Linked DNA regions of Mus musculus: region 2 is linked to region 1. The links are chromatin loops, found by intact Hi-C in ENCODE. Cell type or tissue: heart. All regions are shown on one strand. Each heading gives the region's core, and the rest is flanking DNA. Links, peaks and the distances in the headings are about the cores only.

Region 1 (8,165 bases), core at 1,942-4,441:
GGTTAAATATGAATTAGCGTTTGAGGGTTGGGAAGACTGGGATCTAAATCGCCAAGCGTGCAACGGGAGAAAAAGTAAAGAGTGAAGATGCAGTGGCTCAGGAGGACTCCCGGAAAGATCCTTTTGACCTCCCATAATCAGGTTGTGTTTCTCCCCTGGTATCATGTGAATCATAGTCTCTGCTTACCCATCCTCACTCAACCAAGACAGTTATACCCGTCACTTTCCAGATGCCTGAGCAGTATACGCACCTTCAAGCACTAGCCACTAGGTGGAGACAGAGTCCTACTTATGCTGTCAAGTAGGCATTCTGCTCATTTCAGGCCACGCAAAGGGGCTTCTGGACTAGGAAGAGACAGACACCTAGGCCTCTACCTCCCCTTCCAGGCCATCCTGTGCCTGCCACATCCCCTTATAGCTTACATTGTCATAGGTGTCTTTACAAAGTTGATTTCTAAGGGTCTTACCCAGCTGACATAAGTGCCTGAGGGTAGATGGGCTAAAAATTGCTGTTCCGTCTCACAGTTGAGAAGAGAAGACCTTGGAGAACCTTAATACAAAATCAAAGCCAAACAGAGTATGGCAGAGCTGGCCCAAAACACAGCGTCCTTTTGACTATGAATTGAGGTTCTTCTTGCTAAATTCCAACTGTCCCTTCTCTTCAGAGGTGTGGCAATGGGACAGCCACTGAGCTGAATCTGAATCAAAGTGGAGGCTGAATGCTTGACTCCAGAGGTCCTTTTGAGGCCCTTCCGGTCTTCAGAATGCTGCCGAATCTCATGGCTAGAACCCAGTGTAAACTCAAGGACTCGAGGGCACCAGAGAAACTGTCGGTGGCTGTGGCAGCCGTGAACCTCCTGGACCACAGAATGGGAAGGAGGCGAGGTACCTTGTCATAGGTAGCTGAGTGTCCTTGCAGGGCTTCCTCACCAGGGTAATGAGACCTGACCCAGGCCCACCCTGGAATGCACCCCTGGAATGTTCCCTGGTTTCCAGCAAATTCTGGCCAAGTACATGAGTAGGACAGACAACCCTGAGGAATTGTGGGATTTGACTCAGTACATGGAGGGATTCCTTCCTGGTGACAAGGGGCGGGTGCTGTGAGAACAGGCGACAGAACAAAACTGTCAACCCTGGATGACAGGATGGAGAGGAGGCTCTTCCCTTAACAGGACCGTGTGTGTGTGTGTGTGTGTGTGTGTGTGTGTGTGTGTGTGTGTGTGTGTGTGTGTCACAGCCTCTGTTTACTCCCCTGTAAAGAGGAGCCAATAGCCAGTACTTCTCCACAAGAGCTGTGGTGCTGAACGGAAGCAGATTCATTTCATGTCCTGTAGATGAAAGGCGTCCCACCTTCCCTCCACTCACCCCTCCAGCTGGTGAGCTCTGGCTGTTGTCTCTCCCACTGCCCAAGAGTCAGACAGAAGGAGCCCAGCGTGGCAGGACTACGGTGTGGACAAAACCGTGTTCTCTCGCTATTATCTTGTCCAGGGAATTCAGTTAGGGTGGTAAGTTCGGGGGGCTCTATGTCAGGCTGAGAGAAGCTGGGCAACAGAGAACAGCCAGAGGTGTGTAACAAGGAGCAGCTGAAAGCCACTGGGCTTTGCTATTAATGTAGTCAGTAAATAAATAAAGGAGGGCTTAAGCTGAGTGTACAGCAATCAGTTTGGAACTACAGGGTAATTAGCTCTGCAGGGGGCCGCAGGGCTGCAGAGTCAGGTTTAAATGAGAGAGTTCACTTTCACTGAGGCACCCCTGGGGTGCAAAGAAAGCAGCCTAGGGGAGTCAGTCCGCCAGCACTCCGGGTAAGGAGTGGCCAAAGAGCTGTAGCTCTGGGTCTGGGAGCACAGAGAGAGCTAGGGCCTCCCGGTGGGGCAAAGCCTTCCGGTCTGTGTGGAAACAGCTCACCCTAGACTGGACCAAGCCAGGTAGTCCCCAGCTATAAAATGCCACTGTCCTGAGCCTGTCACGCCTTCTTCCTTTAAGGTGACCTTAGGAACAAATACAGGCGCAAGAGCCCACACTGAGCTACTCTACCTGCAGCATGGATACCAGTTCTTGATGTCATGGGGAGATGCCTAGGTGGGCATGTGAGGGGCGTCTTCCTATTTAGCTCCATTTCCTCACCCTTGGCGACTGCATCCTCAGTTTCAGTGAGCGAATTGCCTCTCTTCTTCCCTCTATTTTCCTTCCATGTATTCAGCAAAGATTTATTGGGCACCTGCCAAGTGCAATGTTAGGCTCTAGGAACACCAAGATATAGAACACACGGTTCCTAACCTCAAGGAACTCGATGTCTGGTGAAGGGAACACCGGAGAGCTTAGATGACAGTAATGCACTGTGACAAATGGCGGGTTGCAGGGTCTGCATAGCAGGGCACCCGATACAGTCTCAGGCATCTAGGGAAGGTCTCCTGAGAAAGGTAGCATTTGAGATGAAGCAAGACCCCGGGGAAAGCTGAGAGGACCAGGAAGCTTGCGTTGTGCTCTGTTCAGCTGGTGAAACAGGGTGACACAGGCCGCAGAGCACAGGACCCTAAGTCTCTAAAACCATCCTGGTGATCAAATTGACTCTAGCAAGGTAGGGGTGGATCTAAAGAACAGATTGGGGTGTCAAGCAGGGACTACCATTGAGGTCCCATGGGGAGTTTGGACCTATCCTAGGAGTGATTAAGGAGTTTTCAAAAACGTGATAAGTTGTCTGTAGAGGGGGAGCGGTGGGGGGATATATTCTCTGCAGGATGGAAGAGTAAAGGATGGATGGATGCTGGGGCGAGAGGGACTCTGCTGGCAGCTAGGCGGAAGGCACTGTGGCTGTGGGTGGAGGGAGAGGAGGTGCTGGCAGGATGGAGCAGTCCTTAGATTCACTCTTCTTTGTTTGATCAGCTACACTCTTGTGGGTCTTGTGCAGACTTCTGTTAATTCTGGGCTTCAACTCTGCTCCCTGAGTGACATCCAGAGCCACTAAAAAGAGAGCCAATCAAGGGTGTACCAGAACCTCGGCAGTAGTGACAGAGAGCACTGGACAGGAAGGGACCGCAGGGAAGTAGTGAGTAGAGGAGGCTCCCAGCCAACCAAGCCAAGAGCACAAGTGGGATGATCCCCATCCACCCAACCTGGACTCTATCTTTCCAGTCCAGCTGCCTGTCCCCTCTTCTGACCTCAGCCTCGTGCCCCGCCCCACCCCCACCCCTGGCGGGGCCTGCCCTAGAGGCAGTTCCCCATGCTGCGGGCTGGGGCAGAGGGCAGCTGCGGCCCGCTGCCCAGGGAGGGAGGAGGGGCTGCAGCAGGCCTCGGAGGAGCGTTCTCAGGCTGGCCTGGCCGGGGCCCCTTTCTCTCCATGAGATCATATCTGGGTCAAAGAGCATGTAAAGCAGGCAGACCCCGGCGGTCACACAAAGCCCATTCAGCCAGCTCCTATTCACTCACCTCCTCTCCCCAAGAGCCCGCGCCGCCGGGACCCCAGTGCAGTGCCTAAGCCCCAGCTTTGATGTCCAAGAACAGAAAACGGCGATTAAATGTTGTTTTAAAGAGGGAGTGCCCACTGCCCTCCCATCTGTCAAGAGAAAGCTGAGGCCTGAGGAAGGGGTGGGGTGCAGAGGGGGAGGGACGGAGTGCAGAGAGGGCGGGGCGGGGGCTGGCTTGAGGGGCAAGGCTTGAGGGGAGCAGATCCCAATCAAAACGTATACATCTTTGGCCAAGGACTGTTTTTGTTTTTGTTTTTGTTTTTAAGAAGCAGGGACACGTGACGTGGTAGTGAGGTACAGGGCAAAAGAAATATCCCAGAAATGAGAGTGAGTAATGGGGGAGAAAACGGAGGAGTGACAAAGAGAGATGCAAACCTGGGTGCAAGATGAGGAGAAAGAGACGGGAAAGGAGGACCAACAGAGGACCTAGGGCTCGGAAGAATGGAAGGCTTCCTGCCATGGGCTGGGCCTCTTCCTGGGAGGGTTGTTAGGGTTAGTGTGACTTCAGAGTCTCTCAGCTCAACAACCCGAAGGCCAACAGACCCAGGACCTGGAGAATAAAAACTGGAAACACACACACACACACACACACACACACACACACACACACACACACACACACGCATGCACACACACGTGTGTCAGTGGAAGTGCAGGAACTCAGGCTACACTGTTTTAGCGCTGTTAGTGACCCACTATGGAGGCCGTGACTTGGGTCTAGTGGGAAGACATGACGCTGGAGAAGAAAGGCAGAGATGTTATCAGGCTGTGCATCCAGGGCCTGAGCAGAGCTGCAGTTAGTGCTGAAGATGAGCCAGGTGGTGCTCTCCCCTGCAGCCGGGGACCAGATGGAGCCTCAGGCGTTGTAGGTCAGGCAGGTGCTATACCACTGAGTGAAAACCTCTAGCTATGCAACAGGTCATGACTGCCACAGAACCTTCTGGTGAAAGCTCTGTGTTGAGACAACTCCGAAGCTTGCTTCCCCGTGAAGAAGACAGAGGGCTATCGTACCTCAAGCCTGGGAAAAGCAGGCATCCTTTGGCATCTGATCTGGTCAGGGTTAGACCCCCGCATACTGACTGCATGAGACTGAGTGGTCACCACACACTTTGAAAAAAACGTGGCAGCTTCGGGAGTGCTGCTTCCTGAATTCCCAGTGCAGAAACTATCACTCAAGCCAAGAGTTTTTCTGAATGAAACTGTCACTTAGTGCATTGTTCCAAGGTCAAACGACATTCATACATTTAACACTGCTTCTCAACCCACACCCCAAAGCAAGGGTGTTGGGTTGATGAGATGGCTCAGTGAGAAATGGTACCTGCTGCCAAGCCTGACAGCCAGACTTGGGTTCTCAGGACTCAAAGGTAAACAGAGAGAATGGACTCCCTTTGTATTCTGGGATGGAGAGATGGCTCAGAGTACTTCTTGCTCTTGCTGAGGTCCCAGGCTCGATTCCCAGCCTGATGGCTCACAACCATTTCTGACCTTGGTTCCAGAGCATCTGAAAACTTCTTCTCACCTCAGAGGGCAGGCAGCAGGAACACATAGGGTGCACATACATATGTGCAGGAAAACCATTCATACACAGAACTCCTCCTCAACCTTTTAGTCTTCTAACCTCTATACATGTGCTTGGTGTGTGTGTGAGCGTGTGCACACATACTCACACGCTCACACACACACTAAATAAAATGTAACCGAAATATTTTAAAAGCAAGAATGGGAGCTAGTAAAATGGCTCAGTGGGCCAAGACCCTTGCTGCCAGGCCTAATGACCTGAGTTCAATCCTTGGGTTTGTGACTTGTAAATGTAGCATTAAAATGTCATGCAAAAAAAAAAAAAAGGCTGAATGTGGGGCTGAGATGGCTCAGTGGCAAAGGAACGTGCCATGGAAGGTTGGAGTAGATCCTCAGAACCCACACAGTGGAATGAGACTTCGAGAAGCTGTACTCTGACCTCCCACCCTCACCCCCCCACCCCCACCCCGCCGTACATGCACCATGGCAGATGTTCGTGTGTGTACCTGTGCATCTGTGCACACACACCGGTCACCAAATCACTAAGAATGCAAAACAATCAGGGCTTATACTAACACATTAACATTTCTCTGCCTTCATCTCCAGGCAGAAATCCCAGTTCCTCCAGTGTGTTCCCACCCAAGACAGGAAAGAAAGAGGTCGAGGCACATTTTTTAAAAAGGACACTTGGAGCCAGAGACAACTGAGTTAACTTTATTCTCTTCTAACTGCAGATTCAAGGTATACAACTGAACATCGCTATTTTTCTTATGAGACTTATAAATAAAAATACAAAAAATGTTCACTACAAAAAAATCTACTGTTAGTAGGATGTAAAAAATATTCTCTTTGCTATAGAAGGCACAAACTTCACTTGGTGACACATGGAGAAAAAAACCTGCAGCAGTAAATTCACTTTTTTTCCTTTTTTTTTTTTTTAAAGTCTTGTCAGAAACACTGAAGTTAACAAGAAATGCATCAATCTACACAGAAGGAAGGCAGGTGTGGGTAGGTAAGCGGCTGCAACGGGGAGCGCACTTCCAAGTGGACAGAAAGCAGTCTGGACTGGAGGCAAGTGAAGGCAAGGGGAGTGGTGAGATGGGGCTAACTGGAGGGAGGGAGTCGGACCTGAGGGGAGGAGAGGGTGGGTGGGGGGAGAGACAGGAGAGGAGAAAGGGGGAGGGGCCAAGGGTGGGGAGAGTGATTTGTACAACAACCAAAAGAACCAATAAAATTGAAGAAACAAAATTGGGCAACCTCCTAGAATTAGGCTAAGAGGAGGTGCTGAGGTAGACATTAACTAGAACATTGATGAATTAAAAACACTATTCTGTGATAACGAAGCAACTAGACTGGCACCTGTGCTCTCACATCAGACAAGAAAAAAAAAGAAAAAAAAACAAGAAAACAAAAAACAAAACAAAACAAAACAAAAACAAAAAAAAAACAAAAAAACAAGGAAACATGACACCCAAACCAAAAGGCTTAGTTTTGCTTGGTCCAACAGGGCCAGAGGGCCCTCAGTGCTATAACTTACATACATACATACATATATATATATTTATCTTTATATATAGGGCGATGGCATGGTGCATCATGACGGTTCTTCACCTTACGAGGATTCATGCATAACACTATGTGAACAAGTACTATGATACACTCGGGGAGGAGGGACCCTGTCTGCAAAGTGGGCCACCCAGGAGCCGAGGACTCAGAGCTGCTGGTGGGCAGGCTTGCTGGGGCTTTCTCTCCCTTCTCCTCACTCTTTCCCCTGACTCCATCTATTCTGTTTGTCCCCAACCCTTCTCTTGGGCATCTCTTTTTTATCCTCCTCCACCCATTGTTAGTTCTGCTGTTTGTCCTCCTCCAGGAACCTCCAGGTAAGTGCGGCCACCATAGCCGGGTCAGAAGATTCAGGAGAGGGCAAGGCTGTATAGAAGGGGGGGAGAAGATAGCAAGTGGGGGGTGGGGGAGATAAATCAACAGAACCGCAGCCCCCCAGCTCTTTGTGTATCTGTCTCACATTCCCCAGTGTCCACCCTAGTCTGGCTGGCTAGGGGAATGGCCAAAAAGTCTACTACCCGCTCCACTTCCCCCACCATGCCCCAAGACCAAAAGTGCTTCCTGTCTCCTCTAAGGGACACTGGTCCTCCCATCCCGGCTGCCCCCACGGTACCTGGCAGCAATACCATACATCCCTAAAAATCTGCAGCAGTTTTCTTTTTTTTTTTTTTCTCAACATGGAAAAACTGTTCAGGCACGAAGATTTACACAAGCCCGTGTGGTATCCCTGGATTGTACTGAATCACTGGGCTCACCCAGCCTTCTAACCCACCCCTTGTACCCCAGACCTGCCTTCCTCTTCTTCATGTAAAGCAACCAAGCAGCAATGACATTTCTCTATCTTATATCTCTCTTGCTATATCTCTTTCTATATATATAATATATATATATTTGTCTATCCTATATACATATAGGATTTTAATGCTTTAAATGAGCAAAGGAGTAAGCAGGGGAGAAGCACTGATGGGGGGGTCAGTGTAGTCAGAGGCATGAAGGGAGTCATTCGTAGAAACTGGGCAGGGGGAGGGACCAGTGAGCAGCTTGGATTTGCTAGGTGGGGAGAAGGTCACCGAGCTGGATAAGGCAGCAGCAAGTCGGGGGTTCCAGGGTTCTGTTAACAACATGGCCAAAGGCAGAGGCGTGACTATCCAGACGTCTCAACGAGTGGAAACACAGTTTACCCTGGGAAAGAAAGGGCCTCCACCCTTCCAGCCTCCTCAGCTCCGTGCTCCAGAGGCTTCAGACAGCTCCTCCCTGCCCACTGGCCAACAAGCCCAGCAGAGAAGGCCCTGGCAACTTCCAAACCATTTCCTCTTCCTGAATGGGAAACTGGGGGGAAGGCCTGATGGAACATAGGGGCAGGTGTCTTGGCTCCAAGAGAAACAGAAGGAAGGGGTCCCTTCTAAGCGGTCCCTGTCTCCACTAGGATCCCAGAGCCCTCAGTGACAGACAGGGCAGGCTGAGCAAGTACCAACCAACACTGAGACAGCAGCACAGACAATACCTCGTGACTTCACCTCCAGACACACACACACACACACACACACACACACACACACACACACACACACACACACACACACACACGTACAGATTTTGCTGTTGATGGCCATGAACTTT
Region 2 (8,165 bases), core at 2,105-4,604, 59 kb after region 1:
TTTCAGATTTCAGTTACACATAGGTTTTTACTAACTCCTTTCTGTCAGCAGGCAGCAGGGTCAGCCCTGGAGAGAGGGGAGGGTGCTGGGAAGGAAAGAGAGAGAGAGCAGAGAGAGGAATGGGGGAGAGACAGAGGAGACCTGTAGGGAGAATAAGGCTGGCCACAGGGACGCTGATGGTGGGCCAATCTGAATGGAAACTCTGGGCAAGAAAGACATGGGAAGTCTCCAGTACAATTTTGTCCACTGTTGGGGTGCCACCTGCATGTAGTTCTACCATATGATCAGTCACATCATTTAAACTTCTCAGGACCTATGACTGCCCACCCACCCTCACCCCCACCCCCACCGTCATGCACACTAGCTGAAGGCAACCTAAGACCTCACAGAGGGGCAAACACTTCTCTTCCCCTTTGGCTCCTAGAGCGGAAACAGTATGCACTGAATGCAAAGCTATAGAGCTTTGAATAAAGAAAGCAAAAGAAACACCATCTACAGTTGAGGAAAAGAAGCTGCGTATCCAGAGTAAAAGCAGTCACCACCACTAAGACACACGCTGTTCCCTAGGAGTCCTGACCATTTTCCAGATACTGTTGTATTGTTTACAACAGGTGTGTGTGTGCGCACACGTGCGTATGTATGTATGTATGTATGTATGTATGTATGTATGTATGTATGTATGTAAAAACACTTGACGCAAGACAGATTAGAGAAGACTCAAGCTTCCTGACTCATCATCTTGAACATCCACTTCCTGCCAGGCATTCTGTTGGGGCTCTGGGGTAGGGGGAAGAACAGAGGACAGGACCCACATGGGCCTCATTGTCTTTCACCTCCTACCATGGCAAGAATGATGTTCGACAGTATTGTTAGCAGAGGGGGAGGCAGTGTGGTACTTGAAAGAGACAAGTTCAGTTCCCAGCAGCCACATCTGCCTTGAATTTTAGTTCCAGGGGATCTGACACATAGTCTGGCTTCCTCAGATACTTGCATCCCTAAATATGTATATAATATGTATATAAGTATATATGGATATGCCCATGTAGCCCAGGCTAGTCCCAAACACCATATCACAGAAGGTGACCTTGAACTTCTGATCTTTCTGCTTCCACTAGCTGAGTGCTGGGACTATAGGCATGCACTACTATGCACAATTTATGCAATGTTGGGAACTGGACCGGAGGGAGGCTTTGTGCATGCCAGAAACTCTACAAACTGGGCTACGCCCCTCACTGCCGCCTCCGTATTTCTAAACAAAGTTGCTGAATATGAAGACTAGCTGAGAAGAATTCACAACAATGTCAATACAAGATCAGATCTTAGATTCTTCCCTGGATCACACAGTCCCTAAACAGCAATTTTTCTTGTCCAGTTCCCACCCTATACATGTGAGAGTTAGAAAAAAAAATGAAGCTTTTTTTTTTCTGTGTCATAAAGCACATTTGTGGTGGAAATGGGATGATTAAAAAAAAAAGCCTTGTTCTCCTTTTTCCTGTGATATTGACCCTTTCAAGTACCACACTGTCTCCTCCTCTGTCAACAGCAGTGTCCAACATCATTCTTGCCATGGTAGGAGATGCAGAGCAATGAGGCCCGTGTGGGTCCTGCCCACAACTCCTCCCCTACCTCAGGGTCCCAACAGAATGTCTGCTATGATGTGGATGTTCAAGGTGATGAGTCGTCTCTAGCCTGTCTTGGGTGGCATCTTTTTACCCATCTCCAGACCATCAAAGACCAGTGATTTGCCCAAACACTGCCCAAGGCAGTAACCTCTTCATGTGACTAGTGTGGGAATGGAGCTGTATACCGGCAATGTTAGTACTTGGGAGGTGCAGGCAGGAGGTATCAGAAGTTGAAGGCCAGCCTCAGCTAACATAGAGAGTTTGAGACCAGTGTGGGCTTAATGAGAGAGGGAACCAAGGGAGGGGGAGAAAAGGGAAGGAGAAAAAAAGAAATACTGAGGTTGTCAGGTAGAAGTAATTGCTTCACAAGCCTATCAGTTTTAGCCCCCAGCGCCAGGGTTGGGGGGTATAGTTCAGTGATAGAGCGCTTGCTTAGCATGCACAAGGCCGTAGGCAGGTTCCCCCTCCAGAGTCACATATACAATCTTTTACAATCAAAAACGGGGGCAACGGTATTGGGTGTGGGGCTAGAGAATTGTCAAAGCAGTTAAGAACATGTGCTGCTTCCGCAGCAGACCCAAGCTCAGGTCCCAGGACCCACGTTTGCCTTTTACATATAAGTACAGGTGTCTGAGGAAGCCAGAATACGTGTCAGATCCCCCAGAATACCCACACGCACATAATCCAAAATAACTCTTTAAAGGTATTGGGGAGATGAAGCGGGAGGGCGGGGGGGGGGAGGGAACAAAAGCACTTTCAGGTAGCGAAACTGATCCGTATGGTGGACCTGTGTCATTATACGCTGCTCTATGCTCACCAAGACTGAGCTGCATGTCAGCTGTGGGCCTCAGACTGGCATGCTCAGTCCTTTCGGGTCCACAGGGTTAACAAATGAGCCGTGGCGCTGTAGGACACCAACAGCAGTGGAGGCTCTGCATGCGAGGGGACACGGGCACTCTCAGAAGTCTCTATTCCTTTTAGGACATTTTGCTTCAAGCCGAAAACTGCTCTAAAGATGACCATTAATGCCAGCTTAAAAAAAAATCACCATGGAGGGAAACCTCCAGAAGTTGGCTGGAGGGACCCTGGGGACTGGCAGGGGAGCAGGCAGTTTGTATAGACCAGCAAGTGACAGCTGGGTGGCCCCTCCCCGATCTACAGCAGGCAGCTTCCGCAGAGCCGAGAGATCTGTGCTTGGAAAATAAAACTCTATATTAGGCATCAAGCATGCCTTTATAGTAACAGCATGAAATTAGGTCAAGAGTAAATCTATGCTGGGCACTGACTGTACAAGCGGCAGCACATGACCCCGCCCCCCCCCTCCCCAAGTGCCTATGACGTTCTGTGGCCATTCTGGGATTTGAGCTTCCTCGTGTTAAATTCCTTGGCACACCATGTGAAACGCTATACGAATCACCTCTGATATTTATAAAAGTCAAACGCTATTATGCTTTCAAGGGTGAGAACCTGCCAACCAGCACGGAGTCTGTCTGTCCGGCTGATGACTCACACTGTCCTACCCTCCCCCGTACCTTACACTTTGGGCAGGAGCCTGAGGCTTGGTCCTTCCTCTTTTTTTTTTTTTTTTTTTTGTTTCATGTAAAGTATCAGGGAGATCAAGGTTATTTCTGATCATCTACCTCCTCTTCTCTCTCCTGTCTGCTCTGGGGTTGGGCTTTGGGAGGCGGAGACAGTGCTTGAGGCCTGGATCCCATCCGCCTGACATGGCTTCTAGGTGTCCAGCATGCCCTTCTAAAGCTAGGTCTAGGGCAAGGCTGGCTGGCAGGGATCCCGAGGAGGCATGGTAGTGTTTCCCCTTTAAACCTCCGGCTTTACCTGCTACCTTCCTGCATTCTTCCCACAGCCAGCCTCCATGAGGAGCCCTTCAAACAAGGGCTCTCTTTGCCACCTGAAGATCAGAGTCAAGGGCACGCCTCAATCTTTTTTTTTTTTTAAGTGTCACTGACATATCAAAGGTGAGACACGGGCCAGGAAAGGCAGGATGCCAACATCAGAGCTGGAAACACAGTTTGCCTTATCCCAGGAGCCAATCAGCTGCTGGTTATGTGTGTTCTTCTGGGATGGTTAATCTCAATGGTCAACTTGAGTGGCCTTGAGATAACTTGAGATACCTCTGGGTATGTCTTTGATGGCATTTCTCAAGAAGACCAACTCAAGAAGGAAGATCCACCCTGAAAGTGGGTAGTGACACTCTCTGGGCTGGAGTTTCAAACTGGAAAAGCCAGAAGGGAAGGGTGAAAAACAGGTGAATACCTCTTTCCCGTATTTCTGCTTCCTATTTTACTAAGGTGTCAGGAAGTAAGGAGTCCTAGCTGCACACTCCTGTTCCCAGAGAGCTACCTGCTGCCATGCTTTCTCCACCGCCAAGGACTGTCAGCCCTCAAACTGTGAGTCAGAACCCTGCCATGAAGGTCCTTCTTGTTAGGGATTCTTTTGGACATAACAATGAGAAAAGTGATAGAACCTTCTAGTCTGCTTTTCCCCTAAAGCAGGAAGGGTCCTTTGAGTGAGTGTCCATCAACGCCCACTCCCTGTTGAAAGGGAAAGGCAGAGTCCACAGCAAAGCCTCCACTGCCGGGTGTGTCCACGGCTTCTGGCTTGAGAGACCTGCTTGAAGCCAGTTTTAGGTCCATGAAAAGTAGCATCTAAGCACTTGAGTTTGTTTAAGTGGCTTCCCCTGTCACATGGCAATATAGAAACTAAACATTTTGTTTTCTAGGCCAGTCAAAGAAAGTCTGTATTTTGGAGTCAGGGGTGGGGGTTGGGAGAAGAGCAGAAGCTTGAGCTGAAAATGAAATGTCATACAAGTCCGACCTAATTCTAGTTTGATCTTTTTGAGCGGAGGGTTCTTAACTGGGTACCTTTTCCAAGCATGGGCTTTAAGCCTCTGGTTAGATTCAATGCCAGGCCCCACAGGAAGAGGACACCACTTAAAGAAGGGATTCTGGGACACAGAACCACAAGACACCACTCATTAGAGGTCTGTCTTGGACTGGTGTTCCCTAACCCCCAAGATCTCAGTGTTCTCCACCAAAGATGAGAGAGAAATAATATCTACCTTAGTCATGAGGAGTTAACACAGCTAGAGCTGTCAAGGCCATCTCTTCAAGTATCCATACCTAAGGCCAAGCTCAGCTTCCTTGCTCGTGTCTTTCCAGCACTATGGCCTTCATCAGGAAGGTAGGAACCAAATTTTAGTCACCATTATGAGTTATAGCCACAAAGCACCTGCTATTCCCTGGGTATAATGCTCTAAAACTCAGAGAGCAAGCGAACAAAGGAATGATGGACAACCCAGCTGGACAACCTCTTCTGATTGACAGAAAATGAGACTGTTAACTTGGAGATCTTCTGGAGCAAGGTTATAGCAGGAGGAGAGACTTAAAGACTTCTCCGGGGCAAGTTCATGGTTTAGTTGAACCTAGCTCCCTATATTAGGGGGAGGCGAATCCCAGAAATGGCCTTACTCATCATTTGCCTGCCTCTTTCTCTCTTCCATTTTGAGGAAGGGGTAGGATGATGCCCTTACTCCTCTCAAGCACACTTAAAGAGTGGGCACTGGAGGACACTTGCTCAAAGGATGTTTCCTGGTTTTAGGGCAAAGGAGACTAGAAGGTTCTACTATTTCCTCATGGCAGACACACAGGAGACGATCTCTTGGCTGGAGGGCATAGGTACGATCCCAGAAGTTCCTACACCTCCAATTTGAAAAAGCAGCTGGATGATAGGGGAACAGTTAGTTCCCCTATCATCATCACTACGGGCACGGCCCTTCCTCTTACCACCTACCTAGTAAGGGGATGAGGCTCTTCATCTCTAATAAGACTTGGATGATGCAGTAACAATAACCACCATTTCCTGAATGCATGCTCTATGCAAGGTCCATGCTGAGCGCTTCCGTGGTACCCCAAACAAACCAAGCATCACATGGTCCTGATACCGTGGCTGAGCAAAATGTGATTTAAAGAAGATGAATAATCCAACCAAGATGATAAACTTTATAAAGGACAAAGCTATTGTGTGACACTAGAGACCAAGTCCTGGACCACCATGCCGTGGTACCCCATACTCTACACCTAAGACTTAAGGCTGCGCGCGCAACTTCTCTCTATAGTGTATGACATAAAGCTAAACCACTAGGACCCACACTTGGCAAAGAAGCAATTTTTTTTTCAGATGTCATTCCACCCATCCATCTGCCTTTAGTGTGTTGAGTCTCCTGTAACGGTCATGCACCGGTATGCCCACTCCTTCTGCTCCTTGACTCTTGTCTCTCAGCCTGGTTCCCATACAGACCAGCCTTGACCCTAACTCCCCCATATTCACACCACAGTAGCTCAGATTTCTGTATGGACGCCGGAATTGAAGGTTCCTACACGTGAATCTTCCCAGCCTCCTCCCTGCGAGTGCCTGCCTTCTCCCTGGGACATGATAAAGACTGCCCCGGCCACTCCCCCTTGAGCCCAGCAGCCAGGACACTCCTGCTCTCTCATTACCGCCATCCAGTACAGTCTGTTGTCCCTAGGCCTGTTCAAGTCTCCAGAGGGAACATACAGTGACTTGAACAACATTATGATTTGTAAAAAAAAACCACTCCTAATTAGTTTGACTTTGAATAAAGAGGGTAATTATTTTTAAATTTATTAACTGCTGCCTGGCCGGAGAAGTTTCCAGATCAAATGACAAGGAGAGGCTATTTCTGCTCAGTGATGTAGCAATTTATATTACTGATCGGTCATTAAAACCTCGGGCACAAGACCACTTCTGTTTCCCGAGCCAAGATAGTGTCCGAGTGTCAAATTTCAAACCCAGAGTATAAATTAAGCCATTAATGGTATTTATCAGTTTATCTGGACTTAAAGAACTACTTACTAAATTAAGACGCTCCTGCTACTGAACCCAGGAGATGCCTTGGCTGTGCATATGACTGTGCACACACATGCACGTGTCTTCTCACTCTGGTTTGACTGAAAAGGGTAAAAAAAGAAAAAAACGGAAAAAAAAAACTTCTGATGTGTAAATGAAGTATGAGCCTCCTGGGAACTGCCTAGCGGTTAATTCCTGCAACCCAAACATTTTGGAAGCAGCAGTGTTTTGCAGTATGTATCTGTCATAATATAAAAGGTGTAAAATGATCTCTGTTTATCCTCCTCAAAGTCTTTGCTGTACCCAAACAGAAAGCCAGGATGTGACAACAAAGCCCGAGCCCAGCCCCCGCCTTAAGGATGGTCTCCCTGAAGCGGCAGCCTGAGCCCATGGAGATCTGGGGGGAAGAGGGCATCATGCACACCAGGAAAAGAAGAAATCCAGGCTAAGTGGAGTCGGAAGGGGGAGAGGTGATGGGACCATCTGCTCAGCTTGCACTGGAACGACAGCCAGCTTCTACTACGTTCAGGGGCTCGATAATAATCTTCCAGACACTGTACCTCCTACCCTGTGTGGTATCTATCCTGTGTTGGCTGATCCCTCCTCATGTGGAGCCCGTGGTCAGGGAATGCCCAGGCCAACCTGAATCAGGGAAATTGTATCCTATCCTGACATGAAGCTGTGGGCATCAGAGCACTGGGAATTCTTAAGTTAAGTGGGTCACGAGGATGGCCAGGACAGGGCCACGAGAGAAACAGCGGCAGCACAGGCTCTCCCTGACCTGCTCAGGCCACAGGTTCACAGACCCAGGAGCATGGCACCGGTTGCTGAGGAGCTATAGAAGGGCACTGAACTTGGAGCTGGGTCAGGTTTCAGCTCTACACTTCCTGCTCGGTACCTAGTTCGAGGCCTCCATTTTCTTATCTGTAAAACTGGTCTGCTGAGGCAGTTTGTCAAGTCATCAGCGGAGTCTTCTCTCCCCACAGTCTCTGTTGCTTTCCTCCAGATTGCTCGTCTGTTCTGTTAGCTCTCTGGTGACACCTGCCACCTCACTTGGCCTGATACTTTTGATACTTCCTGTGGCTTTTTTTTTTTTTTTTTTTTTTTTTGGTTTTTTGAGACAGGGTTTCTCTGTATAGCCCTGTCTATCCTGGAACTCACTCTGTAGACCAGGCTGGCCTTGAACTCAGAAATCCGCCTGCCTCTGCCTCCTGAGTGCTGGGATTAAAGGCGTGCGCCACCCCTGCCCGGCTCCTGTGGCTTTATAGTCTTATTTTCTTTTTCTTTTTCCTTCCTTCCTTCCTTCCTTCCTTCCTTCCTTCCTTCCTTCCTTCCTTCCTTCCTGTGTCTGTCTGTCTGTCTGTCTGTCTGTCTCTGTCTCTCTCCTCTGTCTCTCTGTCTCTGTCTCTCTCTCTGTGTGAGTGTGTGTGTGTGTGTGTGTGTGTGTGTGTGTGTGTGTGTGTGTGTGTGTGTCTGAGTCAAGGTTTCCTGGAGCTTGCTATGTAGACCAGGCTGGCCTTGAACTCGGAGAGATCTATCTGCCTTTGCCTTCCAAGTGCTGGGTGGGATAAAGCTGTGCATCACCGTACTGGTCAGTATTATTTTCAATATTCCCTTGGAACCCCTCTCCTAGGCTGTCCCTGCCCCCCCCCATGT

The links. Hi-C counts contacts between places; a loop is a spot of excess contacts. Peaks named below come from ENCODE experiments on the same cell type or tissue, not always from the same donor. Only the 100,000 strongest peaks of a DNase experiment are listed, where the experiment ranks them.
Region 2: a loop joins it to region 1, with 2.8 times the contacts of the local background. A loop is called at or near these places in 5 of 42 quality-filtered maps.

Annotation. Positions count from the first base shown.
Region 1 is chr9:48,646,122-48,654,286 of GRCm38, forward strand. Zbtb16 (zinc finger and BTB domain containing 16) reads right to left here. Exons shown (of 7, transcript NM_001364543.1): 7 at 5,676-8,165. Among named protein-coding and RNA genes, the nearest start is that of Gm32280, 20 kb to the right of the region's middle. In heart, for the core only: CTCF peaks have their summits at 3,183 and 4,312; DNase peaks (open chromatin) are centred at 2,530, 3,260, 3,930 and 4,040; H3K4me3 peaks cover 1,263 bases; H3K27ac peaks cover 1,106 bases; H3K27me3 peaks cover 1,255 bases.
Region 2 is chr9:48,704,531-48,712,695 of GRCm38, forward strand. All of the region lies in intron 4 of Zbtb16 (zinc finger and BTB domain containing 16), which reads right to left. Among named protein-coding and RNA genes, the nearest start is that of Gm32280, 39 kb to the left of the region's middle. In heart, for the core only: no CTCF peak of the experiment used is centred there; DNase peaks (open chromatin) are centred at 2,771, 2,971 and 3,111; H3K27ac peaks cover 1,343 bases.